Linked DNA regions of Homo sapiens: all the other regions are linked to region 5. Evidence: chromatin loops called from intact Hi-C (ENCODE). Cell type or tissue: heart right ventricle. All regions are shown on one strand. Region 1 has its middle 65 kb from the start of GTF3A. Region 2 overlaps URAD (ureidoimidazoline (2-oxo-4-hydroxy-4-carboxy-5-) decarboxylase). Region 3 holds the start of RASL11A (RAS like family 11 member A). Region 4 has its middle 32 kb from the start of USP12-DT. Region 5 has its middle 140 kb from the start of USP12-AS1. Region 6 has its middle 13 kb from the start of RASL11A.

What was found. A loop is a pair of places that touch in the nucleus more often than their neighbours do. Peaks named below come from ENCODE experiments on the same cell type or tissue, not always from the same donor. Only the 100,000 strongest peaks of a DNase experiment are listed, where the experiment ranks them.
Region 1: a loop joins it to region 5, with 18 times the contacts of the local background. A loop is called at or near these places in 107 of 110 quality-filtered maps.
Region 2: it touches region 5 in a loop (3-fold over the local background); 33 of 110 quality-filtered maps call a loop at or near these places.
Region 3: it touches region 5 in a loop (3-fold over the local background); 84 of 110 quality-filtered maps call a loop at or near these places.
Region 4: a loop joins it to region 5, with 9 times the contacts of the local background. A loop is called at or near these places in 36 of 110 quality-filtered maps.
Region 6: a loop joins it to region 5, with 8 times the contacts of the local background. A loop is called at or near these places in 82 of 110 quality-filtered maps.

The regions. Positions count from the first base shown.
Region 1 is chr13:27,357,416-27,362,415 of GRCh38, reverse strand. No RefSeq gene overlaps it. Among named protein-coding and RNA genes, the nearest start is that of GTF3A, 65 kb to the left of the region's middle. RefSeq lists an enhancer at 1-62. In heart right ventricle, CTCF peaks have their summits at 56, 265 (motif pointing left) and 3,002 (motif pointing right); DNase peaks (open chromatin) are centred at 255 and 3,015; H3K4me3 peaks cover 394 bases.
Region 2 is chr13:27,982,054-27,987,053 of GRCh38, reverse strand. The region is part of intron 1 of URAD (ureidoimidazoline (2-oxo-4-hydroxy-4-carboxy-5-) decarboxylase); the gene reads left to right. The region is part of intron 2 of LOC105370132 (a long non-coding RNA gene); the gene reads right to left. Among named protein-coding and RNA genes, the nearest start is that of URAD, 4.1 kb to the left of the region's middle. In heart right ventricle, CTCF peaks have their summits at 2,398 and 2,603 (motif pointing right); a DNase peak (open chromatin) is centred at 2,606; H3K27me3 peaks cover 4,689 bases.
Region 3 is chr13:27,268,636-27,273,635 of GRCh38, reverse strand. RASL11A (RAS like family 11 member A) reads right to left here and starts at 2,806. Exons shown (of 4, transcript NM_206827.2): 1 at 2,568-2,806; 2 at 2,096-2,152; 3 at 1,918-1,997; 4 at 1-609. The coding sequence starts at 2,691. The coding sequence ends at 142. RefSeq lists silencers at 2,406-2,635, 2,676-2,895 and an enhancer at 2,844-3,344. In heart right ventricle, CTCF peaks have their summits at 2,340 and 2,545; DNase peaks (open chromatin) are centred at 2,525 and 2,895; H3K4me3 peaks cover 3,225 bases; H3K27ac peaks cover 3,138 bases.
Region 4 is chr13:27,201,947-27,206,946 of GRCh38, reverse strand. No RefSeq gene overlaps it. Among named protein-coding and RNA genes, the nearest start is that of USP12-DT, 32 kb to the right of the region's middle. In heart right ventricle, a CTCF peak has its summit at 2,878 (motif pointing right); no DNase peak of the experiment used is centred here.
Region 5 is chr13:26,983,507-26,988,506 of GRCh38, reverse strand. No RefSeq gene overlaps it. Among named protein-coding and RNA genes, the nearest start is that of USP12-AS1, 140 kb to the left of the region's middle. In heart right ventricle, CTCF peaks have their summits at 2,839 and 3,039 (motif pointing left); a DNase peak (open chromatin) is centred at 3,026; H3K4me3 peaks cover 78 bases; H3K27ac peaks cover 1,569 bases.
Region 6 is chr13:27,281,508-27,286,507 of GRCh38, reverse strand. No RefSeq gene overlaps it. Among named protein-coding and RNA genes, the nearest start is that of RASL11A, 13 kb to the right of the region's middle. In heart right ventricle, a CTCF peak has its summit at 2,184; a DNase peak (open chromatin) is centred at 2,197.

The sequences.
Region 1 (5,000 bases), 370 kb before region 5:
TCTGGACTCTGAGAGCCAACGGAAAAAGGGGTCACAAACCACACGCACGTCCCCCAAAAGAAAACAAAACCGGCTAACCAGGCTCATTAAAAGGTGAAGCCCCAGAGCCAGGAAGTAGCTGATTACCTTCAGGTCGTTGAGTAGCAGGATGTGAAGGACCCCAGAGAGCGCATTGGCTCCAGCTTTGTTTGGGGACTAGCTTCGCGGCCACTCCTAGGCGCGCCTGCGGCCAGCGGGTCATGCCTTGGGGCCTGGCGCCATCTGCTGGCCATCGCTGTTCCTAACCCACTGCCCTCCCTACTCCTCACTTAGTTTCCTGTGAGACCTGTATGCAACAACAGGGAGACAGGGAGGCTTGTATCCGCGGCTCACCTACCTGCCTTTGGGCTCTTTTAGTCTCCAAAGCAGCGAAGATTTCCTAAGAAGTGCCCATACTGAAACGCCCTTCCTCTAGGGTCGCTTGAGCCCAGGAGATCGAGGTTGATCGAGGTTGCAGGAAGCTATGATCGGGCCACTGCACTCCAGCCTGGGTAACATAGCAAGACCCCTTCTCTACACACACACACACACACACACACACACACACACACACACACACACACACACACACGACAGAGGCCGGACGAGATGGCTCACACCTGTAATCCCAGCACTTTGAGAGGCCGAGGAGGGCGGATCACTTGAGGTCGGGAGTTCAAGACCAGCCTGGCCAACACGGTGAAACCCTGTCTCTACTAGAAATACAAAAATTAGTTGGGCGTGGTGGCGGGTGCCTGTAGTCCCAGAAGCTCAGGCAGGAGAATCACTTGAACCCAGAGGCGGAGGTTGCAGTGAGCCGAGTTCGCACCACTGCACTCCAGCCTGGGTGATAGAGCGAGACTCCCTCTCAAAAAAAAAAAAACTGAATTTCAGAAATAAATAAATAAAAATAATAAATAAAACATGCTTCCTCTCCTCAGCCCGCACCTGGGTTATGGGGGCAGGGTGCGAGCACACAAACACACACACAACTTCATAGTGGAGGGAACCGACCAGCAATGGCTGACTAACTTGGAAAAGGTAATTGGAGAAGGATATGAATCTCTTCCCAAAACAATCTAAACCCAGCCTCATTGGACAGCTGCTCAGTGAGCCAAATAATAAAGTCAGTGAGCACCTCGAAAACATGCCAATCTATATGTTCAACCATCTCACTGCTTCCTGCAAAATAACGGCTTAAAGGGGGACACAGGCATCTTTGTCATTCCTCTCATTCCCTGGTCCCTGGTCCAGCACACGATGGGATGGGCAGCTGTGCTGGCAGAGGAACCCAGTTCTTCTTCTTCTTTTTTTTTTTTTTTTTTTTTTGACACGGTCTCAGTCGCCCAGGCTGGAGTGCAGTAGCATGATTTCGGCTCACTGCAACTTCCGTCTCCTGGGTTCAAGCGATTCTCCTGCCTCAGTCTCCCAAGTAGCTGGGACTACAGGTGCCCGTCACCAAGTCCAGATAATTTTCGTATTTTTAGTACAGATGGGGTTTCACTCTGTTGCCCAGTCTGGTCTCGAACTCCTGACCTCCGGTGATCCACCCGCCTCAGCTTCCCAAAGTGCTGGGGTTATAGGAGTGAGCCACTGCGCCTGGCCGGAACCCAGTTCTTAAAGATGGAATTAGTTGATTCATTCAACAAATAAGTACTGAGTGCCTCCGAGGTGCAGGCACTATTTGTTGCCAAGAAAGCAGAGAACAAACATGGAATGTTAATGATGCATGCATGGTAGCTGGGAGAGGCAGATGAGAAATAAGGAGACGAGAAATCAGCTACACTGATGAGTGTAGCTGTTACAAGGGAGATGAAATGTCTGGTGATGATTTTATAGTTGAGAGGGCCCAGTGAAAAGGGATCCCTTAGAGTGGCTCTGAATGACTCTGAAAAGCCAGCTTGGGTGCAGAGTGAGCATTCCAAGGAGGACCCCTGAGGCAAGAACAAGGTTAGGTTTGAATGGGACACCCTGCTGTGTGTCTGCAGGAAGAGGAGGAAAGACATGAGTTGAGCATCTTACCTGTGCAGGTATCATTCTAGAACATGAGGTATTTTTTATGAGAGAAACTGGCACTTCCATACAATAGGAGGGAGTACCAGATGTGTAAGTAAGTAACTGAAATGCAATTTCAAAACAGTATCTTCCCCTGCAGAAAAGAATGTTTTCCCAAGATGAAAATCTCATTAGGACAAGAATGAACATTATGTTTCCAGTGTTTTATGATAGAGAAAGTAAATTATTATGATTATTTTTATTTATTTATTTATTTACTTATTTATTTTGAGACGGGGTCTCTGTTGCCTAGGCTGGAGTGCAGTGGTGAGATCTTGGCTCACTGCAACCTCCGCCTCTTAGGTTTGCTTCAGTGATTCTCCTGCCCCAACCTCCCGAGTAGCTGGGATTACATGTGTGTGCCACCACGCCTGGCTAATTTTTGTATTTTTAGTAGAGAGAGGGTTTCACCATGTTGGCCAGGCTGGTATCCAACTCCTGGCCTCAAGTGATCCACCTGCCTCAGCCTTCCAAAGTGCTGGGATTACAGGCGTGAGCCACCGTGGCCGGCCAATTTTTATCATTATTATTTTCAGAGACAGAGTCTCACTCTGCCAGGCTGCCACTCATTCCCAGGCTGGAGTGCAGTGGCATGATCACAGCTCACTGCAGCCTCAATCTCCTGGGCTCAAGCGATCCTCCAGCCTCCAGAGCAGCCAGGACCACAGGTGTGCACCACCATGCCCAGCAGATTTTTAAAAATTGTTTTGTAGGGATGGGAGTTTTGCAACGTTGCCCAGGCTGGTCTCCAACTCCTGGGCTCAAGCAATCCTCCTACCTCAGCTTCTGAAAGTGCTGGGATTACAGGCATGAGCCACCATTCCAGACCTAGAAAATAAGTTAGATATTCCATTCAGTTTTTAAATTATGGACAAATTTTTGTTTATAAGAAGACAGTGATAGTGTGGGCTACAGCAAGACAGACACCCGTGCGGGTGATGCCACGAGGTGGAGCTGTAGTCTCAAAAAAGCAGAGCCTGGCCCTAAACCGGCAGAAGTGGAGCCTGGAGTTTCTGTCTTTCTTCTCTTTCCCTAGAGGGAAGGGTCATTTTTAAACATCTCCCTCTTACACATTACCCAAGGCCTGACTTTACCTTTTCTTTTCAAGAGCATGAGTTATTTTAACCCCCTCCCATTGTCCTATGTTCCACTGTCTCCTCCAGCCCAAAGGCCCCTCAGTCACTTGGAGCCTCCCCAAGGGAACGAGGTAGCAGAAGGAATGGAAAGCTTGTCAAATCAGACTTTCTAGTTCCCATCAGAAGAAAGGCTTGCAGGAATGTGCTTGCTGGAAGTGGGGGTTAAAGAGGGGTGATGATTGCGTACAAACTCCAGAATAGAAGAAGAGTTACCTGTAATAATAATGTAGGAGTCGGAGTGAAGAAGTAAGAAACAACCAACATTTGAGCACTTAACAACTTGCCCAGCACAATGCCAAATGCTCTGCTCAACTCCATATCTTAATTTCGTAATTCCACAAGGTAGGTGCTGTTATTGGCCCCAACAGAGATAAGAAGTCTGAGGCTCAAAGAGGTTATGTCATTGGAAGTAAGGGATTTGAATCCAGACACCCTGACTCCAGAGCCCAAGAAATTATTATGTGTGAAAAACCCCAAATTGGGCTTTCCAGATGGGCACAAGTCAATTCAGGCTATTCAATTAGCTATGCACTCCTAGCAAGAGGTGGAAGGTAACGTCCAAAACAAAAGACACCTGTGGTTCCACCCCCAGCCCCACTCACTGTAGCATTCATCTGCTGAGCTACCTGGATTGCTTGGATGCATCTCCACATTTCCTCCTTCCTTTCCTTCCTTCCTTCATTCTTCTCTCTCTTTCTTTTTGTTTTGTTTGTTTGTTTGTTTTTTGAGACGGAGTCTCACTCTGTCGCCCAAGCTGGAGTGCAGTGGCGTGATCTCGGCTCGCTGCAAGCTCCGCCTTCCGGGTTCACGCTATTCTCCTGCCTCAGCCTCCTGAGTAGCTGGGATTACAGGTGCCCGCCACCACGCCCGGCTAATTTTTTGTATTTTTATTAGAGATGGGGTTTCATCGTGTTAGCCAGGATGGTCTCAATCTCCTGACCTCGTGATCCGCCCACCTCAGCCTCCCAAAGTGCTGGATTACAGGCATGAGCCACTGCACCGGGCCCATCTTCTCTATTTCTTCTTTCCTTTCCCTTCCTTTCCTTTTCTTTTCTTTCCTTTCCTTTCCTTTCCTTTCCTTTTTCCTTTCCCTTCCCTTCCCTTCCCTTCCCTTCCCTTCCCCTCCCCTCCCCTCCCTTCCCTTCCCTTCCCTTCCTTCCCTGTCCTGTCCTTTCCCTTCCCTCCCCTCCCCTCCCTCCCTCCCTCCCTCCTTCCTTCCTTCCTTCCTCCCTTCTTTCCCTTCCTCCCTCCCTCCCTCCTTCCTTCCTTCTTTCTTTCTTTTCCTTCCTTCCTTGCTTTTTACAAAGCCTCACTCTGTTACCCAGGCCAGTTTCAAACTCCTGGCCTCAGGTGATCCTCCTGCCTCAGCCACCCAAAGTGCTGGGATTACAGGCATAAGCCACCATGCCCAGCCTGCATTGCATTTCTAATGCTGCATTGAAACTCTTGGTTTACATGTATATCTCCCCTATTTACTCAGAGGTTAGTATTGGCAGGAACTTTTTTACTATTTTTGTATCCCAGCTGCTATAATATCCCCAGATATTAAATAGGTATATCTCACCTAATTAATATGACATTTAAAATTTTAATTTTATTACAGAAAATTTCGAACATACATAAAGTTTTTAAGTTTGATAAACCCACAAATATGCGTCACTCAGTTTCAATCATTAGCACTTTTTCATGTTGCATATTTTTAAGTGCAAAAAGAAAAAGAACAATCATCTATTGAATGTTTACTGGATGTTACTCTGTTCTCAGCCTTTTACTGCCCACAGCCTTGAAGGA
Region 2 (5,000 bases), 1.0 Mb before region 5:
TATCTAGGAAGAGCAGAGGATGTCATAAAATCAAATGGACAGGAATGTTGGGGCCATGTGGACACTCACCCACTTCTGGGGGCCTCTCCATAGCTGAGGACTTCAGCTCCTCCACTGGGCTTGGGGGTCATCACTGGAGCTTTCTGACCCTTGACTCACAGGGACAGCCCAGTCCCAGCCTGATGAGTGAAGGGACCACAGCCTCTCAGCTGAACTCCTGCAGGGCAGGCCGGAAGGAGCAGGAGGCCCCGGAGCCCACCCTCTCAATGTCTGACAGGAAAATAGAATAGAGGAGGCAAAATGACAGCCTCACTGGAAAGTAATTTCTTTACAGGAAAAAAAAAGAGAGGCATATCCTTTGATTGTCTTAATACCCAAAGGAGTGGTGAGGCTGAGGAGGGAGCGTGTTGAGAGAGAAAGCTAGGATCGCGTGAATAATTTAGATCTATTGTTCTTGGGTTTGGCCAGTTACTTAACACACGTTTTGGGGGCTTTCTTACTCTGTGTCTGGAACTTTGATAAAAACATAACAATTTCTCCATTTTCATCTTATTGCTCACCAACACTCCCCACAATCCAGCTGGCCAGAGGTTCTAGTTCCGGGTCAGTCCAGTCAGGGCCCTGAGCATAGTGGAGTGTGGGCAGCACTGGACGTGGGCAACCCCCGCTCCCGAGGCTTGTTTTGATGCCCCCGTGACTTGATGAAACCTCTGTCTCCTGGCTAGTGTCAGAATCCCAGATCACAGAGTGAACAGGATGTTGGGACTTAATCAAAGTTTGCTGAATGAATGCATGAAATCGTTTCCAAGGTGATACTGAAAAGTGGGAATTCTGGCATTACCCCCTTCCCCACACATTTTAACTGGGTGACTCAGTGGTAGGTCAGTGGACAAAATGGCTGGAGGGAGTTTGGGCCCCCTGGACGGTTGTTGGTGTCTGCAGTAGACACGGTTCTGGGGAGGAGCTCCCTGTGGTGGAGGCTGCTTCTCGGTTCTGCACTTGTCTGGGAGCAGCTGGGAGCCTCATTGCTGTCTGGCGGCAGCTCCTCATCTTAACATCTCAGTAACAGTAGACAAGTGATGTTATCAATGGTGACAATAACAACAACAAATAGCTAAAATGTATTGAACTTTTACTACTGGTGTGTTTCAGGCACTTTTCCAAAAACTTTGCACTTGCTAACTCATTCAATCCTCTAATATCCCTATAAAATGAGGAATAGTATTATTATTGCTCCCATTCTTACCGATGGGAAAACTGAGGCACACAGAGATTAAGTAACTTGAGCAAGGACACACTACTAGAAAGTGGCAGGACTGGAATTCTAATAACCCTGAGAGTCAACCCAACAGGTTTTGAAGGCTTTTTCCAGACAATGAGAAACAAAGTCTAGAAACAGTTTTTAGGGTTTTCATTCATTTATCCACTAATGTATTTGATTAAGATAAATGCTTGATGTCCTAGACCCCATGTTTTATTGTTTAAATAATCAAATAAAATGATCTACTTCGCAGCTTGGTGACTATAGTCAATAATAATCTATTGTATATTTGGAAATTGCCAAGAAAGTAGGCTTTTTTATTTTTTATTTTAATTGAGGTAGAGGCTCACTCTGTCACCCAAGCTAGAGTGCAGTGGCACCATCTTGGCTCACTGCATCCTCACCCTCCCGGGTTCAAGCGATTCTCCTGCCTTAGCCTCCCTCGTAGCTGGGATTACAGGCACCTGCCACCATGCCCAGCTAATTTTTCTATTTTTAGTAGAGATGGGGTTTCATCATGTTGGCCATGCTTGTCTCAAATTCCTGACCTCAAGTGATCCGCCCACCTTGGCCTCCCAAAGTGCTGGGGTTACAGACATGAGCCACCTTGCCCCACCTTCAAGAGAGTAGATTTTAAATGTTCTTACTACCAAAAAATGATAAATATGTGAGGTGATAGATATATTAAAAAGCTTGACTTCATCATTTCACAATGTATACATATATGGAAAGCATCAAGGTGCACACCATAAACATGTATAATTTTTATTTGTCAAAAAATCCAATAAAATTGCTTTTGTTTGTTTGTTTTTTTGAGATGGAGTCTTGCTCTGTCATCCAGGCTGGAGTGCAGTGGCACAATCTCAGCTCACTGCAACCTCCGCCTCCCGGGTTCAAGCGATTCTCCTGCCTCAGCCTCCGGAGTAGCCGGGATTACAGGCACACACCACCATGCCCGGCTAATTTTTGTATTTTTTAACTAGAGACGGGGTTTCACCGTGTTAGCCAGGATGGTCTCAATCTCCTGACCTTGTGATCCGCCCACCTCGGCCTCCCAAACTGCTGGGATTACTGGTGTGAGCCACCGCGCCCAGCCTTAAAATGGGATTTATTACAGTCTAGCTTTACCCTTTGAATAGTAAGAAGCAAACTGGGTGAAATAGATTATTTGAATCTAAAAAGAAGGTACCTTAGAGAGACGTTCAAGTTACAGTGGTCTACCTAGTCATGTATTTGTTTTGGTGACTGAAGAAAAACCTCCACCATTAACAGAAAACAAAACTGGGTTTCTAGACTAAGGGCGAGTCCATTTAGGTTCTGCTATGATGATTATTGGCCAGTAGGTGGCAGTCCAGGATTAATATTGAGCTCTAGTGCTATTGGGCAAAGTACCTTCTCCAGCCAATCAGTTCCCACAGATTAAAGATGAGGCAAAGGTTTTCTAGGAAAGAGAACGGACAATTAGTAAAGGGAAGAAAGTTGAAACTCACATGCACTAACTGAAGAAATTCAGGACGGATTTGTGTTATGAAATTAAAGAGCAATACAACTTTCATAAGAGTTAATTAACTGTGCATTTCCGCTGGCTATGGTGAATCACACCTGTAATCCCAGCACTTTGGGAGTCTGAGGTGGGAGGATCGCTTGAGCCCAGAAGGTTGAGGCTGCAGTGAGCCATGATTGCACCACTGCACACCAGCCTGGATGACAGAGCGAGAACCCTGTCACAAAAAAAACAAAGTGCATCTCTGTGTCTTTCAGAATTATAGTAATGCCACAATTTATTACTTTATGCTTACTAAACAACATTTTTGTTGAATGAATGGAGTTGGATACTAATAAGTTCCTTATAATACAGGCTATGAGGGTTTTGGATCAAGCTATTAAAATGTGTTTGTTTATTCAGAAAACAAAACAAAACAAAACAAAATGAAACACTCCTTACCAAAAGTGCTGTGTTGGTCAAAAAATATTCACTGAGTGCCCACTGTGCCCCAGGGATTGTTGTGGGCACTGGGAACGGGGTAGTGACCAAGACAAGTCCTTGCCTTAAATGAGCTTACATTCTAGTGAAGAGAGACAGGATTAACATTAAAAATACCATTATTTCAGGTTCTAGAAATTCCCAGAAAAAATATATGTAATATGGCAGAAAATATGTAATAAAGGTGGTCTTTCTTAGGAGGTTAATTTAAGTTTAAGACCAAAGGATGAGAAATAAGTAGCTGAAATCTAGGATGAGGCCACTCATAGAAAAGGAACCTGGCTGGGCGTGGTGGCTCATGCCTGTAATCCTAGCACTTTGGGAGGATGAGGCAGATGGATCACTTGAGGTCAGGAGTTCGAGACCAGCCTGGCCAACACGGTGAAACCCGGTCTCTACTAAAAATAGAAAATTAGCTGGGCATGGTAGCACGCACCAGTAATCCTAGCTACTCGGGAGGCTGAGGCAGGAGAATCACTTGAACCCGGAAGACGGAGGTTGCAGTGAGCCGAGATCGCACCACTGCACTCCAGCCTGGGTGACAGGATGGGACTCTGTCTCAAAAACAAAAACAAAAAAAAAGCAAAGGAACCTGAGACCAGGATGAACTCGACATTTTTGGGGCACAGAAAGATCAAGGTAGTTGGAAAATAGTAAGGAGTAGAGGGATGTGAGGAAGAGGCAGCAAGGGCCTGATCATGTAAAGCTGCTTAGGTCTAATAAGGAACTTGCTTCTCCATGTGCAATGGGTCACTGGGGTTTATGCTTTAGGATGGTGATGTGGGGGCTATGTCAGATGCAGGGGGCCAGGTCGAGGGGCCACTGCAGTAGTAAGAGTAAGAGTTGAGGTTGCTTGGACTGTGGTTGGCGCAGTAGAGATGGAGAGATGCGAATGGATTCTCAGAATAGGGCTTACAGTTAGAGTCAACAGGATTTTTTTAAATGGATTTGATGACAGAAGGCAGATCAGAAACAGAGCTGAATGGTCACTCCTAAGTTTTCAGTCTGAGCCACTGGGTGGGTGGTGGTACCATTTTCCGAGTTGAGGAAGACTTAGAGTTGAGAAGACAGGATGGAGGAAGGAGCTTGCTGAGTCTAAGATACCCAAAAATCATCCAGATGAAAATGCTGACTGCTCAGTTGCATCAAAACAGAGGAGCTTGGTGAAACACTGAGGGCTAAAGTATATCTTGCTGTCATCAAAGAATGGATGGCATTTCAAACCCTACGACTGGCTGAGGGCACTTAGTAAGTACATTGGTGTAAACAACAAAGGGATGAGATGTGGGTACTGAGTCCTGTGGTACTAGTGCTAGTGACCTATCTGGCAGAGCAAGATGAAAGTAGGCAAAGGATGTCTCTGAAGGTAAGTGGTAGTCATTTTTTTTGAGACAGAGTCTTGCTCTGTCACCCAAGTTGGAGTGCAGTGGCGCAATCTCAGCTCACTGTAACCTCCGCCTCCCGGGTTCAAGTAATTCTCCTGCCTTGAGTAGCTGGGATTATAGGCGCGTGCCACTATGCCCAGCTAATTTTTGTATTTTTAGTAGAGACGAGGTTTCACCACGTTGGTCAGGCTGGTCTCGAACTCCTGACCTGGTGATCCACCCGCCTCGGCCTCCCAAAGTGCTGGGATTACAGGCATGAGTCACTGTGCCCGGCCGTTTATAGTCATTTTTTAAGGAGAGAGGGCCAACCAGGTGACATGGTCTGGAGAGGTTGAGAAAGAAGAGGTCAGGCATTGGTCTTTGGGCTCAG
Region 3 (5,000 bases), 290 kb before region 5:
GAATTTTCAGAAATACACATGTACTTGAAAATCAATTTTTTTATAAAAATAAACTCTGAATGTGTGATTAAAAAGCGAGAAGCCCAGTCTTTTAGCTGCACAAATGCGTATTAAAAAGGAGAGGCATCTGTCTGAGATAGTTCACCCCAGTGCAGAGGGGGCTTTGACTTTGGGAGACAGAGCCTGCTTGAAGCGTCTCTTCAGGTCCTGCATGTTGGGAGAGCGGGGCCGAGGGATGATGGAGGCTCTTCTTCTTTCCCCACTGAGGCCGTGCATCTTGCTCACTTCTTTGCAGAGATGCTGAAACACATCACAGACATCTTCGTAGTTTTCGCTAGTGGAAATTTCAAGGAACAGGCTGCCCAGCTCATTGGCTAGCTGAATACCGTCCTGTGTCTGCACCTGCCGGGCATGCAAAAGGTCCCCCTTGTTGCCCACGATGATGACAGGGGCTTTAGAGTCAGGGTGGACCTTCCGGATGTGCTGATAAAGGGGTCGGATGGACAAGTAGCTGTCATAGTCTGTGATGGAATAGACCAGCAGAAAACCCTCGGCCCACTGCACGCATTTGGACAGGGAATCGACGACCTGGGGGAGGCTGTCTTGGATCTGAGAAAACATCAAAATGAGATCCAGTCAAGGAAACCCTCAGTGGGAGATAAACTCAAAACAACATCAAGGCAACCCTTGAAGAAACACTTGAAAAAGAAATCTCTAAATACAGTTTTCAGTTTCCACCCAGCTTCTGCAGAAGCAGGCTTTTGATATGGAAAGAACAGATTCCCAGGCAAACTCCCTGCCTGAGTTACTTTATTAGCTGTTATCCCTGCATTATTTTTAAACCCCTTGCTTGTCAGGCAGTCTCTGGTGAACCATGGCTGACTGAAGAATGACCTCAAACCAGAATGGCTCAAGTTTTAGGAAACACTAACTCATAATAAACAAAACTTTGAAAATAAGCCAAGATAAATATCTATTCCCAAACTCATAAAAACATTTTTAACATGCACTTCTTAAGAATGTTACAGAAAGAAATTCCTTTCTTAGGGTTCTTCCACAAGACCTTTCCTCTGGAGAACGGAGTAGCAATTAGTAACTGGTTAATAAACAAGTTACATTCTAGACCCTCTGCCAAGGGGTTATCTGATTGCAATTACTGACTTGAGGGAACAGCCATTAACAGCAGCAGTTCAGCAGTGCTTGGGCCGGGCGCTGTGGCTCATGCCTATAATCCCACCACTTTGGGAGGCCGAGGTGGGCGGATCACTTGAGGTCAGGAGTTCGAGACCAGCCTGGCCAACATAGTGAAACCCCATCTCTACTAATAAATAAATAAATAGATAAATAGCTGGGAGTTCCGGCGGGTGCCTGTAGTCCCAGCTACTCGGGAGACTGAAGCAGGAGAATCGAGGAGAATCGCTGGAACCTAGGAGGCGGAAGTTGCAGTGAGCTGAGATCCAGCCACTGCACTCCAGCCTGGGCAAGAGTGAAACTCCGTCTCAAAAAAAGCAGAGCTTGCCAGGGGAGAAGAGTCTCTCCCATCAGAATCCTACCTCTTTTTTTGTTTTGTTTTGTTTTGTTTTAAACGTTTTTTTCTTTGTTAATGGTTCCATGGCTACCTCCGGAAGAAATGGTGAGACCTGCTTAAGTAGTGATGGCCCACCAGGGTTGCAAAGTGAAGTTAAGTCAGGTGCTTAACAAGAGGAGGCTGCTTCTAACCATGCCTCCCCCTTAGAGAGTTTCTAACACCCCAACCACTGGCCCCACCTGTGGACAGCCCATTCCTCCCTCTAAACGCACAGGTCGGTTTAGATGCCTTGCTCAGACCCCTGCGCCCAGCATGGGCGCCCTACGTGCTGTGCCCACTGGGGTGGTCTCACGGGTGGGGGTGAGCTGTTTGCCCCTGGCGGTTCTTACCTGGACGCCCCCGGGAGTATCCTGGATCTGCAGGGAGAGCTGGTCCCCCTCGACATAGACCAGCCGTGAATACAGCTTGCCTGGAGAATGAAGTAGAGTTTGCTTTTTAATTCTCAAACTCCCATCCGTAAAAAGAAACACGCAAGCATAAAAGCAGGGAGCGTGAAAGTATTCTCACCTGTATTCGGTTCATAGTCTCCAATGAATCTCTTGGTCAGGAAGCGCACGATCATTGCTGAAAAGGAAATAGGAAAATCAACCGAAGGAGTAGAACAAGCCTGTCAAACCCAGGCACCTCGGACAAACTGGGGGGAGTGAAGGGTGCAGAACCGTGGGCACTGCTCGCTTCCAGAGGCTCCGCAAAGCCGTGGTGCCGCGGGCTTGGCCGCGAGTACGACTGGCGGGACACCTCTCCCGCACCCCATCCCCGAACAGGCGCCAATCCCGCCGAGATCCCAGGAGTAGATGCACCAGGAAACGCCAGGGAAGCAGGCCGGGACGGACCGGGACCCACCCAGCGCGAAAGCAGCCCGATTCTACCTGCACCCGCGCCCTCTGCTTCGGCCGAGGCGCCCTCTCTCCGCAGCGCCCCCAGTGGTCGCGGCCGGAGCCGGGGAGCGAAGCCGCCCGGGGGTCCCCGCCGCACTCACCGCTCTTGCCCACGCGGCCGGCGCCCAGCACCGCCAGTTTGATGTCCTTGGGCAGTAGGTAGTCCGAGGAGGACTCGGGGATGGGTGCGAGCAGAAAGTGCCCGGACATGCTGAGCGGCCGCATGGAGCGCGTCCCGGGGTCCGGCGCGCAATCCGAGAGGGCTGGGCCTCGCCGCACCCGGAGCCGGCTCGCCAGCTGGGAGTGCGGGACTAGAGGTCCGGGACCGCGGCGGCTGCCTGCAGAACTGTCAAGGCCCGCGGCTTTTAAAGGGCTTGGTGCGCCCGGGAGCGCGGCGGCCGTCCCAGCTCCTCCTCGTCTCCGCCCCTTCCCGGAGCGGCCGGGAGGGGCGGGAGCAGAGGCCGCGGAGCTGACTATCGCCGAGGCTGTGCGCTTCGCCGGGCTGCTAGCTGCTCGCGGCTCCAGGCGCTCTGCGGCAGGACTGCGGCTCCGGGGCTCAGACCCTGGAGATACGGCCACCGTCCAGAGCGCGCGAGTGGCCTCTAGTCAGGCATTCTGCGAGTCTCCTCGCCCCGCAGCAGCCAGCCGGAGTCACTAGACCTGTGGGTGAACTTGAGATAGGAGTTACGAGTTGACGAGAGAAGAAGAAAAAGTGCAATCAGTTGGATGTTTCTGCAACAATGGGACAGATTGCTGTAAAACGCTGCCCTTTTTATTTTTAAAAGGTGCTAAGGGGCTGGGCGCGGTGGCTTACGCCTGTAATCCCAGCACTTTGGGAGGCCCAGGTGGGCAAGATCATCTGCGGTCAGGAGTTCAAGACCAGCCTGGCCAACATGGCGAAACGCTGTCTCTACTAAAAATACAAAAATTAGCGGGGCGTGGTGGTGGGCGCCTGTAATCCCAACTACTCGGGAGGCTGAGGCAGCAGAATCGCTTGAACTAGGGAGGCGGAGGTTGCAGTGAGCCGAGATGGCACCACTGCACTCCAGCCTGGACCACAAGAGCGAAACTCCGTCTCAAAAAAAAAAAAAAAAGAAAGAAAAGAAAAGATGCTAAGGGGTAACATTAATATGGGAAAAGGGCGGGGGGCGGGGGGCAAGAGCTCTGAATTAGTATCAGTGGAGGCAACTGCAGTCACTGTGACCTTGCTAGGGATAGATGAAGTCCCCTTAGGGGCAGTGATGGTTAGCATCTCAGTATCCATGCCCAGCCCCTCCTCTGCAGGCAGGGGTTGCACTGGCTCATTCCTGAACACTCATGAGCACTCCACTGGCTGGGGGCCCTGGCCCTGCACTAAGTGTCCATCATTAATACTATCCTATGTGCTTGAGTCATGCATTTGCTTCAGTATCCAAATATTTACTTCTAGGTGCATGGTGGGGTCTAGGGTGGGGTGGGGGGCAGTGTGAGGAACAGGACACAGAGCTATAGACTGGTTCTTGGATTTCTGGAGCCCACCAGAAATAGCACAGCAGAAGCCTCAGGACTTTAACCTTGAACAGTTAGAAGACCTTCATGCCTCTGACCTCCTGTGTTCCAGCCTCACTTGCCTAATCGCCTATTAGACAGCCCCACCCTAATTCATACCTTTCTCTACCCTGGTTGTACCAGTTTTTGCTGCATGACAAGCCACACCAAACTAGATGGCTTAGAACAACAATCACTTACAGTTGTTGAGCCCTTTGATGCATCTGCAGGGAGCTTCCAGGTTCTGGAAGTGGGGGCTGGCTGCCCTTGGATAGCCTTACTCATGTCTGGCAGCTGTTGGCTGTGATGAGGGAGGGTAGTGACTGAGTTACATGTCTCTTCTCATTCAGCACGTTGGCCAGGGCCTGCCTTCATGGTAGCTGAGCAGAGTTCCAAGAGAGTGGGTGGAAATGGATAAGGCCTCTTGAGACCTAGGCCTTGAGAAGGAACCCATCCCTTCTGCTGCATTCTGTTGGCCAAAGCAAGTCATGGGGCCAGCCCATATTCAAGGAGTAGGGAAATACACTCCGCCCCTTTGTGGAAACAGCAGAAAAGTCACGTGTGAAAGGGCAAGGAAGCAGAGAGTGATGGAGAATGGGGTCCATTTTTGTAATTGACCATGCTAATGAATGTGTCTCCATCCACCCAGTGGCCCAAGCCTGGGAGACATCCTTGACTCTACCCACTCTCTCACTTCCACATTGATTAATCGCCAAGTTCCATCATTTCTCCTCCTATATTTCTTGGTGTCTCCCTCTGTATCCCTACTGCTCTCATTTCTTTTTTTTTTTTTTTTTTTGAGACGGAGTCTCGCTCTGTCGCCCAGGCTGGAGTGCAGTGGCGCAATCTCGGCTCACTGCAAGCTCCGCCTCCCGGGTTCACGCCATTCTCCTGCCTCAGCCTCCCAAGTAGCTGGGACTACAGGCGCCCGCCACTACGCCCGGCTAATTTTTTGTATTTTTAGTAGAGACGGGGTTTCACCGTTTTAGCCGGGATGGTCTCGATCT
Region 4 (5,000 bases), 220 kb before region 5:
ATCCTACAACAACTTTTGCACATGTGCATAAAAGAAATTCATAAAGGCATTCATAGCAAGATTGAAACTTTGTATTCTACCTTCTTTTCTGAAAGCATTGGATACAAAGGTCTACGTCTCTGGCCCACTGCTGAAGTCACCTAGAATTTTAATTATATGGATAATTATTTGGCAGAGTGCTTAAGGAGAAATAAAAAAGGGTTTCAAAAAACTACTGATTTTTTTTTTTAAGAGAAATCTTGCTCTGTCACCCAGGCTAGAGTGCAGTGGCACGATCTTGGCTCACTGCAACCTCCACTTTCCGGGTTCAAGTGATTTTCCTGCCTCAGCCTCCTGAGTAGCTGGGATTACAGGTGTCTGCCACCACGCCTGGCTAATTTTTGTATCTTTAGTAGAGACGGGGTTTCACCATGTTGGCCAGGCTAGTCTTGAACTCCTGACCTCAAGTGATCCTCCCACCTTGGCCTCCCAAAGGCGAGAGCCACCGCACCTGGCCTCATTCCTTTTTTATTCTGGGTAATTTTAACATATCATCTGACTGACAAGCTACTGCTAATAAAATATAAACTGAAAATAGATTTTTTTCTTCCTTGTCTAGACTATTTAATTTTGTTCTTCTTTGCTATTGTCTAGTTCTAGAAAAAGCGCTTAGTGTGAAATTTGTGGGAAAGATGCTGTTCAGAGTTTAATTTCATTATGTAGTTAACCAATGAAAATCCAGCGGAAAAAAAAGGTAAACATTTTTAGGAGATGGTAAAAACTATTTAAAAAATGGAAAGTTCATAGACATAATTTTTCTGAAATAGAACATTCAGTCAATAGAGTTGAAAACTGAATAAATGAATACATGATTGAATGGTTGATTCAAATGCATCATTAATTAATTGGAAATAATTGACTGTGTCACTTGGTCCTAAAAATATTCCTCTAAGAAATCATTAGCATTATCTGGAAAACTTTAAAAAGTGATACCCAAAGCCCAGTTTAATTGAATCAGAATCTCTGGAGGAAGGGCTTAGCCATTATTATTATTATTTTTTTTTTTTCTGAGATGGAGTTTCACTCTTGTTGCCCAGGCTTGAGTGCAATGGTGCGATCTCAGTTCACTGCAACCTCCACCTCCCAGGTTTAAGTGATTCTTCTGCCTCAGCCTCCCGAGTAGCTGGGGTTACAGGCGCATGCCACCGTACCTGGCTAATTTTTGTATTTGTTGTAGAGATGAGGTTTCACCATGTTGTTGCACAGGCTGGTCTCGAACTCCTGAGCTCAAGTGATCCGCCTGCCTCTGCCTCCCAAAGGGCAGAGATTACAGGCATGAGCCACTGCACATGGCCCTTTTAGACCTCTTTTAATCTTTGGGTTTCTTCAAAACCATTTGCTTCCCTTGCAATTTATTTTTGGGATAAACCAGTTGATACTGTAGGGCTTCCCACAGTTTAGATTTTGCTGATTATAACTTTATGGTGTTATTTAACATGTTCCTTTGTCCCCTCTATTCCGCATAGATTGTTCGTCTGGTAAGGATATAATAAACTTATTAAATGTTAGCCCATTGTGTCATTCCTCCTTAGTAGGGGTTAAGAATTATGCTGCCTTCAGGAAGGGGTCTGCATGTTGAGGTTGCCCAGGTCTGAGTGCAACTAGGATATACAATGGGAGTTGAGATCATCATTGTGGGGCAGGATAGTGTAGAAAATGGCAGGGAAGCTGCTCTTTGCCTCACCTCCTCACAGCCTCTGTTCTTGACATCTGCCTCTCTCTTAGAGTGGTGTGGAACATGTCTCTTCTCTGAACTCCCTCTCCTTTAGTCCTGTCACACTGAAGACATTGCTGGAGGCATTTCTGCCACCTGGGTGAATCAAAGAACCAACTAATTTGTGAGGATGTGTAGAGGAGGCATTCCTAACTTTCCACTTATCTGTTAAGACCCAGTTGAAATCTTTCATCTTGGAGCGGGGGACAGTGATCCTGTTCCCCCGTGCCCACCCCCATCTGGAAGCACAGCTGATCACTTTCTCCTTGGTAGAACAGCATGCCTCACATATACCCCTGTTATGCATTTTGTTACATGTCATTTGAATTATGTATCTCTCTACGTAATTGTTTCAACTATAAGATGCACAAATTCCTTGAGGTTGAGAACCAGGTCTTCTTTATTTTTTTAACCCCAGGGCCATGCACAGGCCCTGGTTGTATCTGGCACGTTCCTGGCAGGAAGCAGATGATGCCTTCAAACTGGGTAATCAAGGGCAGTTTAACAATATTATAGGCCATGTGCATTGCTTACGCCTGTAATCCCGGCACTTTCGGAGGCTGAGGCAGGAGGATCACTTGAGCCCAGGAGTTCCAGGCTGCAGTGAGCTGTGATCATGCCACTGCACTCCAGCCTGGGTGACAGAGTGAGACCTTGTCTCAAAAAAAAGAAAAACAGAAAACCCCAAAGGTACTATTACAAAAGTGTAGGCAGGGTTCTGTGAAAGTAACAGGGAATGGTGTGGTATACCCAAGTTAATAACGGAATGGTGGAGGGGCAAATGGAGAGAATGGTCACCAAAACCCAGGGAAAAGCTTTTAGTAGAGGACACAGTCAATCCGTAGTGACCCAGCAAGGGAGGAATTGGAAATAGTGACCTCAACTTCGTTTTTCTCCATCCTTTGATCTCCTGCCCATGTTTTCTATTGGCTGAATCTAACCAGAATGCAGAGGGCAAGAGAGCCCATTGCTGCGGTCCATACAGGTCTGCCTCCCTGGTCTGAAGACAGCTAGATGGGGCAAATGGAAGTTATCCAGTATGGGATCCCCTCAAGCATTCACCCTTATCCTTTTGCCAGGTGAAATACTTATGTTCCCAGCAGAGGGCACCCACAAAATTCCTATTAACTGCTGTACCATTGCATGATGACTTCAATTCAGTCATAGTCTAACCTCGAGTCTAAAATGGTAGCCATTGCCAGTGCCCATCATTGAAGGTATGAAGGAGGGGGAGATTCAAGGAGACTGGAGTGAGGGGGCAATTAAAATAATTACAATGAAATGTAACTCTGACTGAGCACATTTCTGGAACAAGTCATGGAGGCCACGCTGATAATCATAGCTTCCTTCTTCCACCACCCATTACCTCCTTCGGGCTGAGTGGGGTTTGTTACTTGGCAGGGTGATCCATACCTTCATCTGTGATCTGAGTCCTCGGTGAACCTGCCTCTCTGGGTTGCACCACTTTCCACCGACTGCTAGAATAAGAGATGCCTCAGTGAATCTCTTGGATGAGTCTCTCCTGTCGGGTAGCTGCAAAGGAATTTCCTTCTAGTCAATGGAGACAGCCAATACAGTGACTGCTTTCTCTGCCTTTTGGTTTAGCAGCATGAGGAGGCTCAGATGGCTTAGGGTCACACTCAGTTTCAACTTCCAATTGGATGTTACTTTGTGTTCCTTGATGGAAGTATTTCTTCTAGGTCAGCCACTGAGCCCAAGGTCAAACAAAAAGCAAGAATTCTTTCCATGGTGAATTAGTGTAATAGTGCGAAGAACCACTCCTGCCTCCACCCCTCGGTTCCCAGGCTGATGCAATCTGATTACGGGGGAGGTGGCATCCTGGGCTGCTGCTGGTTTGAGGCAGTTACTGCATCTTATAGGAAAGCACCCCACCCTGCCAGGCATTGCCCCTCAGCTGTCACTGTGTCTGTGTCTTCAGCAGGCCATTCCACCATCCAATTAATCCATTTATTTATTTATTTATTTAGATGGCGTCTCACTCTGTCACCCAGGCTGGAGTGCAGTGGCTCGATCTTGTTTCACTGCAACCTCTGTCTCCCAGGTTCAAGCGATTCTTCTGCCTCAGCCTCTCAGGTAGCTGGGACTACAGGTGCATGCCACCATGCCTAGCTAATTTTTGTATTTTTAGTAGAGATGGGGTTTCACCATATTGGCCAGGCTGGTCTCAAACTCCTGACCTTGTGATCTGCCCGCCTCGGCCTCCCAAAGTGCTGGGATTACAGGCATGAGCCACCGCGCCTGGCCCAATTAATCCATATTTTTCTAGGGAATGAATCGTGATAAAACCAGTGAATTCCATGGTTATGAGCCCGCTGTCACATTGCCACCTCTGAAAAGTGTATCCCTTGCAGGGAGATGTTTGAGTTTTGACACCATTTGGGATAGACAAGACATTCTTTAAGTCCATGAACTTTGGTGCTGGCAGACATACTGGGGACAGGAAAGGCAAATCCATACTTGGAGCAAATATTTGTCTCTGTGAGGCTAATTCTGCCTCCTACCTGATGAAAGGGATCCAAAGTTATCTACCTGCAATCAGATGTCTTTGCTGGGTCTCTTTAAGGAACGGTGCCATTTTAGGGTCTTAGTGTTGATCTGCTGTGGCCGATTGGACATTGAGTTCTGGCAGAGGCCAGATCAGTCTTGGTGAGAGTGTGCTACTGAGCCCATGCATAGCGTCCATCCCTGCCATATGTGTGCTTTGTTCATGGGCCAATTAAGCAAGTACGTGGGAAGTGAGGGAAAGAGACTGATAGATATCCACAGATTGGATCATCTTGACCACATGATTATTGTTAGAAACAGAATTGTGGCCCCCAAATTCATATAGTGAAGCCCTAATTCCCCCATGTGACTGTATTTGGAGACAGGAGATAATTGAGATCATAAGGGTTGAGGCCTAATCTCATAGGATCGCTGTCCTTATAAGAAGTGGAAGAAACATCAGAGAGCTCTCCCTCTCCACACACACAGAGGAAAGGCCACATGGGGACAAGAGAGGGCAACTGTCTACAAATCTGGAAGAGAGACTTCAGAAGAAACCAGCACTGATGGCATCTGATCTTGGACTTCCAGCCTCTGGATCTGTAAGAAAATACATGTCTATTGTTTATGCCATCCAGGCTGTGGCACTTTGTTAGGGCAGCCCAATGACCAAAAGGATTAATGAGAGGCTCCTTCACAGTGGATGCTGTGGGGGACATTTACATGGTATAAAAACATCCTC
Region 5 (5,000 bases):
CTTTGGGTCTCAGCCAGAGGGTTTTTTCCATTTTGTGTGATAACTCAATGAGCCCAGCATGCACCTCACCCGAGGGTATGCATGGGAATATCGTCGCATCTCTTTAAGTGCTTTGGGCTAGTAGGTGCTTAATACATGAGCATTGACTTGAACTACATTGAAGTTGTAATAGGAGCCAAGATTTTTACTGGCAGAAGTTAAGAGCAGCTAGAACCCAAAGGCCATCAGAAATGGGGCCAAAGAGGCAGTGACCCTGATATCTGATGAGCAGTTGGGAGGAGCAGAGAGGATCAGGGTCAGAGACCTGACAAGGTCCCAAGAGGACAGAAGATCAAAACTTTCTTTGGGAGTAAGGCAAAGAAAGCCTAATTTGTTGAATTAGTGAAAGTGGGTTCAGCTCAATATTTAATCTGTATCAGAAATTTGTGTTTCCATTAACAGTTGCTCTAGTGGCAACCACAGTTCATGAGCTCAGGACCAAGAGCAGAGGCTGAGATGTTTTAATAAGGTTTGATGTTGGTTAAAAATTTTAATAAGGTTTTTAATAATGTTTGATGTTGGTTAAAAAATCACGAGTGGATTGTGTTTTGCACTGTTCTAAGTTATTTACCAATAGTAGCTGTTTCATCATCATTAACAGTAGCAGCATTGTCGTCCCATTTTGCAGATGAAAAAACAGATCTACAGTGAGGCTGGGTGACTTGCCCAAGGCCACACAGCTTGAAGTGACAGAACCGGGCAGGGAGCCCATAATTCTGGCTTTGGAGTCTCTGCTCGTTACTGCAGTACTTTGCTCAGAGAGACAGCCTATCTCTGGAATCTGTGTTTCCCTGGTCATAGCAGCGGGTAATGAAGTGTGAACTTGCTGCCTTAGAGGTCTCAACAGCCCCACCGAGAACTAGTCTCTAACTCCAAACTTATTTCAAGGACCAGGCGGGACGCATAGGGAGAGACAATGAAGGCCGGTTCTCCTAGACTTATCCTGCAGCATATGGTAGGTGCTGAATGAGCTGCACGGGTAAAGCTGCTGCCCTCTGGGTCCGGTTTCATGGCCTGGGCATCAGTATCATGAGTTCTTAGAAAGCTGAGGATGAGCTGTGTCCCTGGACTTGTTAGGGACATCCACGGGTTTGCTAAGTGTATTTGCTCTGAAGAGGCAAAGTGTGAAGGAAGAGAGGAAAAGGGGTTGGAAGCGGGAGGTGGACTGAGTACAGACATGTGAGATTTGAAGAGGAAAAGAGGAAAGGATCTTCCTTATAAATATTTCAGCCTTGAGCTGAGATCTTAACTGACATATCTGAGATCTGAATATTTAATTTGATCAGCGTTTTGGTTGAATAACATCCTTTTTCTTAATCCTCTCTGGGAATCCTTGAGATGGAACCAGTGTACAATCAATTAAGAAGTGGATGACTGCTTTTCACGGCCATGCCAAGAGTGAGTCCACACATCCAGGCTCTTGGGCAAGTTATACGTGGGGACTTGCCCCTCCAGGATGCAGTCTGCTTTTTGCAGTTGGTGCACTTTCAAACCACACGGGCTCTTCATTGAAAACATAGACAGGTCCATGATCTTCATTGAAAATATATGGTGCTGGGTGAGGGGCTTAGGCCACCAACCATCACTGACCCCTGTGTCTTATGCCTTGCTAGACAATTCCTGCTGCCATCACCTTAGTTACTAGACAGACTCAATGTGCTGTAACTGTGAGCAAATTGAACCTCTTTAAGCCTCAGGTTTTTAATCTGTAAAATGGGAATAATTGTAATACCTGCCTCTTGGAGTTGTGAAAATTAAGAGAGAATGCACACCACACTTCTCCCAGGGCCAGGCACAAGGACATGCTCAGTATGTGGTCTCTAGCAATGATGACAGCAAAAGAAATACAGATCACATGATCCTGGTCCTCGCTGTGCAAGGAGCCGGGGAAAATGGAGAAAAAAAACCTAAAACGCTTTGGTGTCTCAACTGCCCATTTAGCAGTTAATTGTGTACTGTCAGATTTTGAGTGGTATCCCCTACATGTTAGCTTGCTGGTACATGTGGAAGACAACAGAAGCAGCAGGTATTTGTTGAAATTCTTCTATGTGCCAAGCACAGTCATCCATGCAGGAGACCTATATGCAGACATCCATTCAGGAGTCTGTAAGGTTTGGTCTTGGTGCTCAAGGAAATTATAGATGAATAGGGAATTCATAGCTAGAAGGCAGAGACCGTGAATCAGGGGCACTTTGTACTTTCCAACACCAAGCCACAGACCTGAGTATAGAGCCTCAATAAATATTTTCTGATAATACAGTGAAGACAATGCCTCTGTGAGTTTGGGTATCTCTCATTGCCAAAAGCCTCAAAAGTGGCCAGGCATGGTGGCTCATGCCTGTAATCCCAGCATTTTGGGAGGCCGAGGTGGGCGGATCACCTGAGGTCAGGAGTTCGAGACCAGCCCGGCCAACATAGCGAAACCCTGTCTCTACTAAAAATACAAAAATTAGCTGTGCATGGTGGCGGATGCCTATAATCCCAGCTACTTGGAAGGCTGGGGCAGGAGAATCGCTTGAACCCGGGAGGCGGAGGTTGCAGTGAGCCAAGACTGTACCACTGCACTCCAGCCTGGGTGACAGAGCAAGACTCTGTCTTAAAAAAAAAAAGAAAAATTTTTTTAAAAATTAAAAAGTCTCAAACGCATCACATCCCAAGCTATGCAATTTTTCTAACTTAGCAGAAAGAAGTATCTATATTGAAATAAATAACTGGAAATCAGAAAATAAGCCTGTCTTTCTTGAGTTCTATTATCTATCTAAGTATAGCCAGGAGTTAAGAGAGAAAAAGAAAAAAGTTGAGAAAAAGAGCTGTGATTCCTACAGGACTTTTTGCTCATTAGACTGTTGGAGTAACAGCAGAGATTTGCCTAATTTGACAATGCTGCCACACCTTCTCTGAGTCCCACGTTTCTTATTGAATTTTGGCTCAGAGAGGCTGTTCATCAGCTGGGCGGTGGTGCTCACAGAGAATAGGTTGTCTTAGCCTGACATCTACTGGCCAGACTGGTAGCTACATGTTCGTTACATGTTTTCTAACTTGCACACCCACAGTGCCCACAATTGTTTTTAATACTAGAAGTTGCGATTCTCCCCTGACCGTACCACTCTACTCTTATGTCTAAGCATTCCCTTCCTTAGCTTCTGACAACTAGGAAGACTCACCCTCTCCTCTCTTCTCCTTACTTACCACTGTCCTTCCTTTTCAGCCTGTGAAACATCTTTTCAGTTGGGTGCAGTGGCTCACGCCTGTAATTCCAGCATTTTGGGAGGCTGAGGTGGGTGGGTCACTTGAGCTCAGGAATTCAAGACCAGCCTGGGCAATGTGGCAAAACCCATCACTATGAAAAATACAAAAAAAAATTAGCTGGGTGTAGTGGCATACACCTGTACTCCCAGCTACTGGAGGATGGCTTCAGCCTGGGAGTGGAGGCTGCAGTGAGCTGAGATTGAGTCACTGGATTCCAGCCTGGGTGACAGAGCCAGACTCTATCTCAAAAAAAAAAATATATATGGCTGGGCATATGGTTCATGCCTGTAATCCCAGCACTTTGGGAGGCCGAGGTGGGAGGATTGCTTGGGTCCAGGAGTTTGTGACCAGCCTGGGCAATATAGGGAGAACTTATCTCTACAGATAAATGAATAAATAAATGTTTAAAAAAAATACATCTTTTCACTTTTTGTTTTTGCACTTTATTATCTCTTGAACTCATTTCCTAGCCAAAGTCCAATGGTGGCATTTCTCCATGCTGGTTACCAGCCCAGAACAGAGCATAGTCTTGACACCATCTAAGGCCCGAATACAATATTTCCATCAGACTCTAGAGCCAATTTGGTTTCTTGCCATTGATGAAACCCCTTCAGGGAGGGCATTTCCAAAAAGGCTTCCAGGAGCCTGTGGCAATGTCTCACATTCCTGGAGGGGTGGCCAAGCCTTATTTTAAACGGGATCCTCACCAGAGCCTTTGGGTAGTGGGAGGAACCGTCAGTGCGTAGGGAGGGTGGGCATACTGATTTTCTCCAGAGCAACATGGATGAGTGGAACCAACATTCCCATCTTTAGCAAATCACAGAGTGAGGGCAAGTTCACATGCTGATTTGAATGGAGAAGGAGTTGGGGGAACAGGACAAGAAGACTGAGGCCACACGAGGACCAGCCCTCACCATTAAAACACGTCAGCCGTCAAGGAAGAGAATAAGTCATAGCTTCACACACCATTATGGATGACTGTCGCAGACAAAGTGCAGTGGGAAAGGCGAGACGCATAAGAGTAACTGGTGTGTGATTCCATTCGTATAAAGTTCAAAACCAGGCAGCACAAACCCATGGAGGTAGGAGTCAGAATGGTGCTACGTCTTCCAGTCAAGTGGCAGGATGTGGTTGACTGGGCACAGGGAGAGAGCATAACGGGGCCCCTAGGGGACTGGAAATGCCTTTATTGTGACCCGGTTGCTGGTCACACTGATGTGTGCAGATAGTAACATTCTCTTAAGGTTTATGCACTTTATTATGTATAAATTACACCAAAAATTAAAAAAAGAAAAAACCAAAACCCAAAGTTATCATCCTCACCAAAAAGCATCACTGCCTGACCATTTGCTGGGAGCACGGGGCAAAGTGACCGGCACACCCTGGAAGCTGAACTCTATTAGAAGGCCAGTTGGGCTGATCCCATATGCATGAGGGCTGGGCTCAAGTTTGGGTGAATGGGAGGTGGGGAGGGGGAGAGTTATCAAGAGATCTCATTCTAGTCCTTTATTTTTAAATCAATTATAATTTTTTTTCTCACAGTCATCACTTTTTAAATGACAATAATCTCCGCATCAGCCAGCATGTGGCTGCCTTCCAGTTCCAGGGTTTTCTACCTTGATGGCAGTCAAGTTCCCCAGAGGGGCCTCACTTTCAGGAAGCACCTTGACCCTCATTAGCAGCAGGAGGGGGCGAGAAAGCTCTGCTCAGAA
Region 6 (5,000 bases), 300 kb before region 5:
TACCATGTCCGGCTAATTTTTTGTATTTTTAGTAGAGATGGGGTTTCACCGTGTTAGCCAGAATGGCCTCGATCTCCTGACCTCGTGATCCGCCTGCCTTGGCCTCCCAAAGTGCTGGGATTACAGGCGTGAGCCACCATGCCCAGCTATTTATTTATTTATTTTTGAGATGGATTCTCACAATGTCGCCCAGGCTGGAGTGCAGTGGCGGGATCTCAGCTCACTGCAACCTCCACCTCCTGGGTTCAAGTGATACTCCTGCCTCAGCCTCCCCAGTAGCTGGGATTACAGGCATCTGCCACCACGCCTGGCTAATTTTTGTATTTTTAGTAGAGACAGGTTTTTTGCCATGTTGGCCAGGCTTGTCTCAAATTCCTGACCTCAGGTGATCCACCCACCTCAGCCTCCCAAAGTGCTGGGATTACAGGCATGAGCCACTGTGCCCAGCCTTCAGGGTACTTTTGAGATGGCCACAGTTTCCTCTTCTCTCTAACACATTCTGCTGTATTGGCTGCCCCTGGGGCTTCCACTGCCTCTTTCCTGTCTTGGAAGGACATCAATGCTCTTCACAATCTGGACGCAGACTTGCCTTCCCTCCCACTGAGTCTCTCTTATATGTGTCCGCACCAAACCAAAGGACCTGCACCTTGGAGAATGCCCAGTCACATCAGTACCTGGTACTCTGAGCACAGGCCACTGTCTCTGGCTGGAAGCTCCCCGCCTACCCGACCCCTGACATGTTCCTCAATTTGGGAGCCACATTCAGTGCCTCCTTCTCTCAGATGCTCACTTTAACCCCTCCTGTCAGAAAGACTGGAGCCCCCTTGTGGACCACCCACTCTGCTCCCAGGGCACATTGCTCTTCCTTTCTTGGGCTTCTTTGTGGGTCAGCCTTGTATTCCGTGATTTGAGCATCAATCTTAGCTTCTTTACTAAAGTTCAAGCTCCCTTGGGGCAATGTTTATTTACAGATCCAGCAGAAAGGCTGGCTTGTGGTTTATGACAGCGTCTTGTTAAAGCAGTAGCAAAGAAGGCCAGGCACGGTGGCTTACGTCCGTAATCGCAGCACTTTGGGAGGCCGAGGCGAGTGGATCACCTGAGGTCAGGAGTTCGAGACCAGCCTGGCCAACATGGTGAAACCCCGTCTCTACTGAAAATACAAAAATTAGCCAGGTGTGGTGGCAGGTGCCTGTAATCCCAGCTATTCAGGAGGCTGAGGCAGGAGAATCACTTGAATCTGGGAGACAAAGGTTGCAGTGAGCCTGGGCAACAGAGCGAGACTCTGTAACAAAAAAAAAAAAAAAAAGCAGTACCAAAGAATGCAAGATTGGCAGGCAACGTCACAGGCCTTGGGTCTCAGCTCTGCGGCTCCCTAATTGTATGACCTGGGGAAAGTCTGTCAGCTGCCATGTGCCTCAATTTGCATATCTGTAACATCAGGATGATAAATACATACCTCACAGGTCTGTTGTAGGATAAAATGAGTTAATCCAGAAATAAAACTCTTCAGAACAGTGTCTGACACATGTCAAGTGCTCAGTAGGTTTTGGGTATTATTATTCTTGGGCCCCAGCTGGAATTGCTGTGTCAGGATCTCTCTCTTATTTTTTTTTTTTGAAACGGAGTTTCGCTCTCATCACCCAGGCTAGAGTGCAATGGTGCGATCTAGGCTCACTGCAACCTCTGCCTCCTGGGTTCAAGTGATTCTGCACCCTCAGCCTCCCGCGTAGCTGGGATTACAGGCATGTGCCACCACGCTCTGCTCTGCTAATTTTTGTATTTTTAGTAGAGATGGGTTTCCCCATGTTGGCCAGGCTGGTCTCGAACTCCTGACCTCAGGTTATCTGCCTGCCTCGGCCTCCCAAAGTGCTGGGATTACAGGCGTGAGCCACTGCACCCAGCCTGTGTCAGGATCTCTGACAGTGCATTTAGACAAGTGTGATTCTACTACATGCTAGATTCTGTGGAGCATTAATGTAACCTCAACCTTTCATTTTATAAATGAAGAATTTAAGGGCCAGGTAGGCGAAATAACTTACCCAAGTTCCAAAAGGACTTGCATAATCCACTATCTAGTCTACCTTTCACAGGTTTGAACAGCTCCAGCAGCACCAATCAAGTTTGATTTTCAGATGCCTTTCCCACCCCACCCAGGGGTGCTTTGATCTCAGGGCCAGGCTAGAGGGCACCAGAGCCCATGGAACTGGCACAGAAAGGAAGCCCAGCTTTGGCCACTACACCCAACTCCTTTTACATCTCCAGATAGAGAACCAGAGCCCATGAATTACCACTTCTCTCATTTCCTCCATCCCAAGCTCCCCACATTCATAAATGAGGATGACATTGACCATCAGATGTGTTCTCCAGTCTGACCACACCCAGCTGAGGCTGGGGACCTTGCTGTGATTGGTGTGGGTGACTCAGGAGATGCTGAGACAGGCGCCCTGGAGTCTCCAGGCTTCTCGGGCCCAGAAACAGAGAAGCCACTGAGAAGACACAGGACAATGCCATTGGGGAGCAAACATCCACTTCCTTTTCTAGCCAGACTTGAAAGAAAATCACCCCTTCTCTTTTTCGTCCCATACAAACCTGCAAAAACCCAAGAAACTCTATCTTACAATATTCTCAGCTCCTTAAATAAATTGTAATTTTCGGTCAGACAAGAGCCGCCATGCTAAGGAGTGCATTTCTCTGTCACATGGTGGAAGTGAATGAAGGGATATGGTTAAGTTCAGCGCCCTTGCCTTAAAGGAAGAAAGTCTGGCTCAGGCACGGTGGCTCACGCCTATAATCCCAGCACTTTGGGAGGCTGAGGCGGGTGGATCACCTGAGGTCAGGAGTTCGAGAGCAGCCTGGCAAACATGGTGAAACCCCATCTCTACTAAAAATACAAAAAATTAGCCGGGCGTTGTGGCAGCACCTGTAATCCCAGCTACTCGGGAGGCTGAGGCAGGAGAATCTCTTGAACCCGGGAGGCAGAAGTTGCAGTGAGCCAAGATTGCACCACTGCACTCCAGCCTGGGCAACAGAGCGAGACTCTGTCTCCAAAAAACAGGAAGGGAGCCTGCTCTTGCCCTGCCCTTTCCAGCCCCCTTTCTGCTACCAGGAATGTGGACGTGGCTGAGAGCCATCGTGAGGGTGGCACCTGGGAAAGGCAGAGAGACAGAGAGGGGGTGCCAGGGCCCCCAAGAATCCCCAGAGCGGAGCATCAGTGCCCAGCTTACCTGCATGTGTGGGAGAAAGACACTTGTCTCTTATGGGAGCCATTTGGATTTCATATCAGCTAAACCACACTCTAGTCTAGAATTCAGGAATCCAGTACAGAGTCCCATTTTCTTCTGCTCTGGGCTGCCCGAGCCTGGCAGCGAGGCATGGATTTGGATTCTGAAAGAGCACTGGCTTTAGATTCAGAGAGATTCAGGCGTTAATGTGGGCTCTGACATTTACTACCTGTACCAGTTTGCTAGTGTTGCAGTAATCAAGTACCACAAACTTGGGGGCTTAAACAACAGACATTGTCTCCTGGTTCCAGAGGCCGAAGTCCAGAATCAAGGATTGGTAGGGCTGTGCGCCTTCTGGAGGAGCTAGGAAAGGATCTGCTCCCGGCCTCACTCCTGCCTTCTGTGGTTTCCTTGGCTTGTGTACACATCACCCCTTCATCTCTGCCTTAATCTTCACGTGGCATTCTCCCCCAGTCTCCTCATGTAGGCTTCCCTCTGTCTCTGTGTCCAAATCTTCCTTTTTTATAAGGACACCAGCCACATTGGATTAGGACCCACCCTAATGACCTTGTTGTAATTTAACTATCTCTGTAAAGACCCTAACTCCAAATACGGCTGTACTCCGAGGTCTTGGGGGCTGTGCATATCTATTTTGGGATAACACAACTCAATCCACCATAATAACTCTCTGCACTAACAGACTTTGGTTGTTAACACCCCAGTTAAAAATCTCAGTTTCCCCAGTAGAAGCCCCCAGCACACACCTTGGAGCTGGTCACTGCAGTTGTCATGTTTACACTTGAAAGTAGGTGCCACCTCCCATCAGCCAATCACCACTAAATATGTGTGGTGGCCTTTGCTGTTTTTTCTGGCTACTCTCGGTCTCCAGACCCCCTTTGCCTTATGATCCTGGGTGACCGGCAGGGCCCCTCTACCACAAAGATGATACAAATGCCAGATATTTAGGATCTCAGCCTCCCTTAGAGCTGCACAGCCTCCACTGTGGTCCTCCAGCTATCTCAGTCAGTGACTCTGTGAGTTACTCAACAGCCTTTTAATATAACCCCTTTTCACTAAATCAGCCAGTCTGTTCTATTGCTTGCAAGTGACAGCCTTGACAGATACCATATAATATTCAACGTCCAAATAGTTGATTAGGAGAGTGGTAGCAGCTTCCAGATGATCCATGAGGATGCATACAGTAAGACAATTGGCTTGGAAGCCACACAGTATAGTGGCTTTCGAGTCAGGAAGACTCAGATTCAAATCTCAGCTGTGCCACTTACTAGCTGAGAAACCATGAGAAAGTGAACTAGCCTCTTTGAGCCTCATTTTCCTCCTCTGTGAAATGGTGATTATAGTAAACTACTTAATAGAATTGTTGGGGGAATTCAACGAGATAATGCAGCTAAAACCCATACTGCATATGATTATTCATTTTATGTGTCAACTTGACTGAGCCATGGAGTGCCCAGATATTTTGTCAAACATTATTCTGGGTGTGTCTGTGAGGGTGTTTTTGGGTGACATTAACACCTCAATTCAGCAGGCTGAGTAAAGCAGATGGCCCTCTCTCATGTGTGTAGGCTTCTTCCAATCATTTGAAGGCCTGAATAGAACAAAAAGGTTAACCTCCCCTAAGCAAGAGGGAATTCTGCCAGCAGATGGCCTTTGGACTTGAATTATACCATCAGCTCTGGTTCTCCAGCTTGCTGAATGCAGATCTTGGAACTTGTCAGCCTCCATAATTGCATGAGTCAATTTATTATGATAAATTTC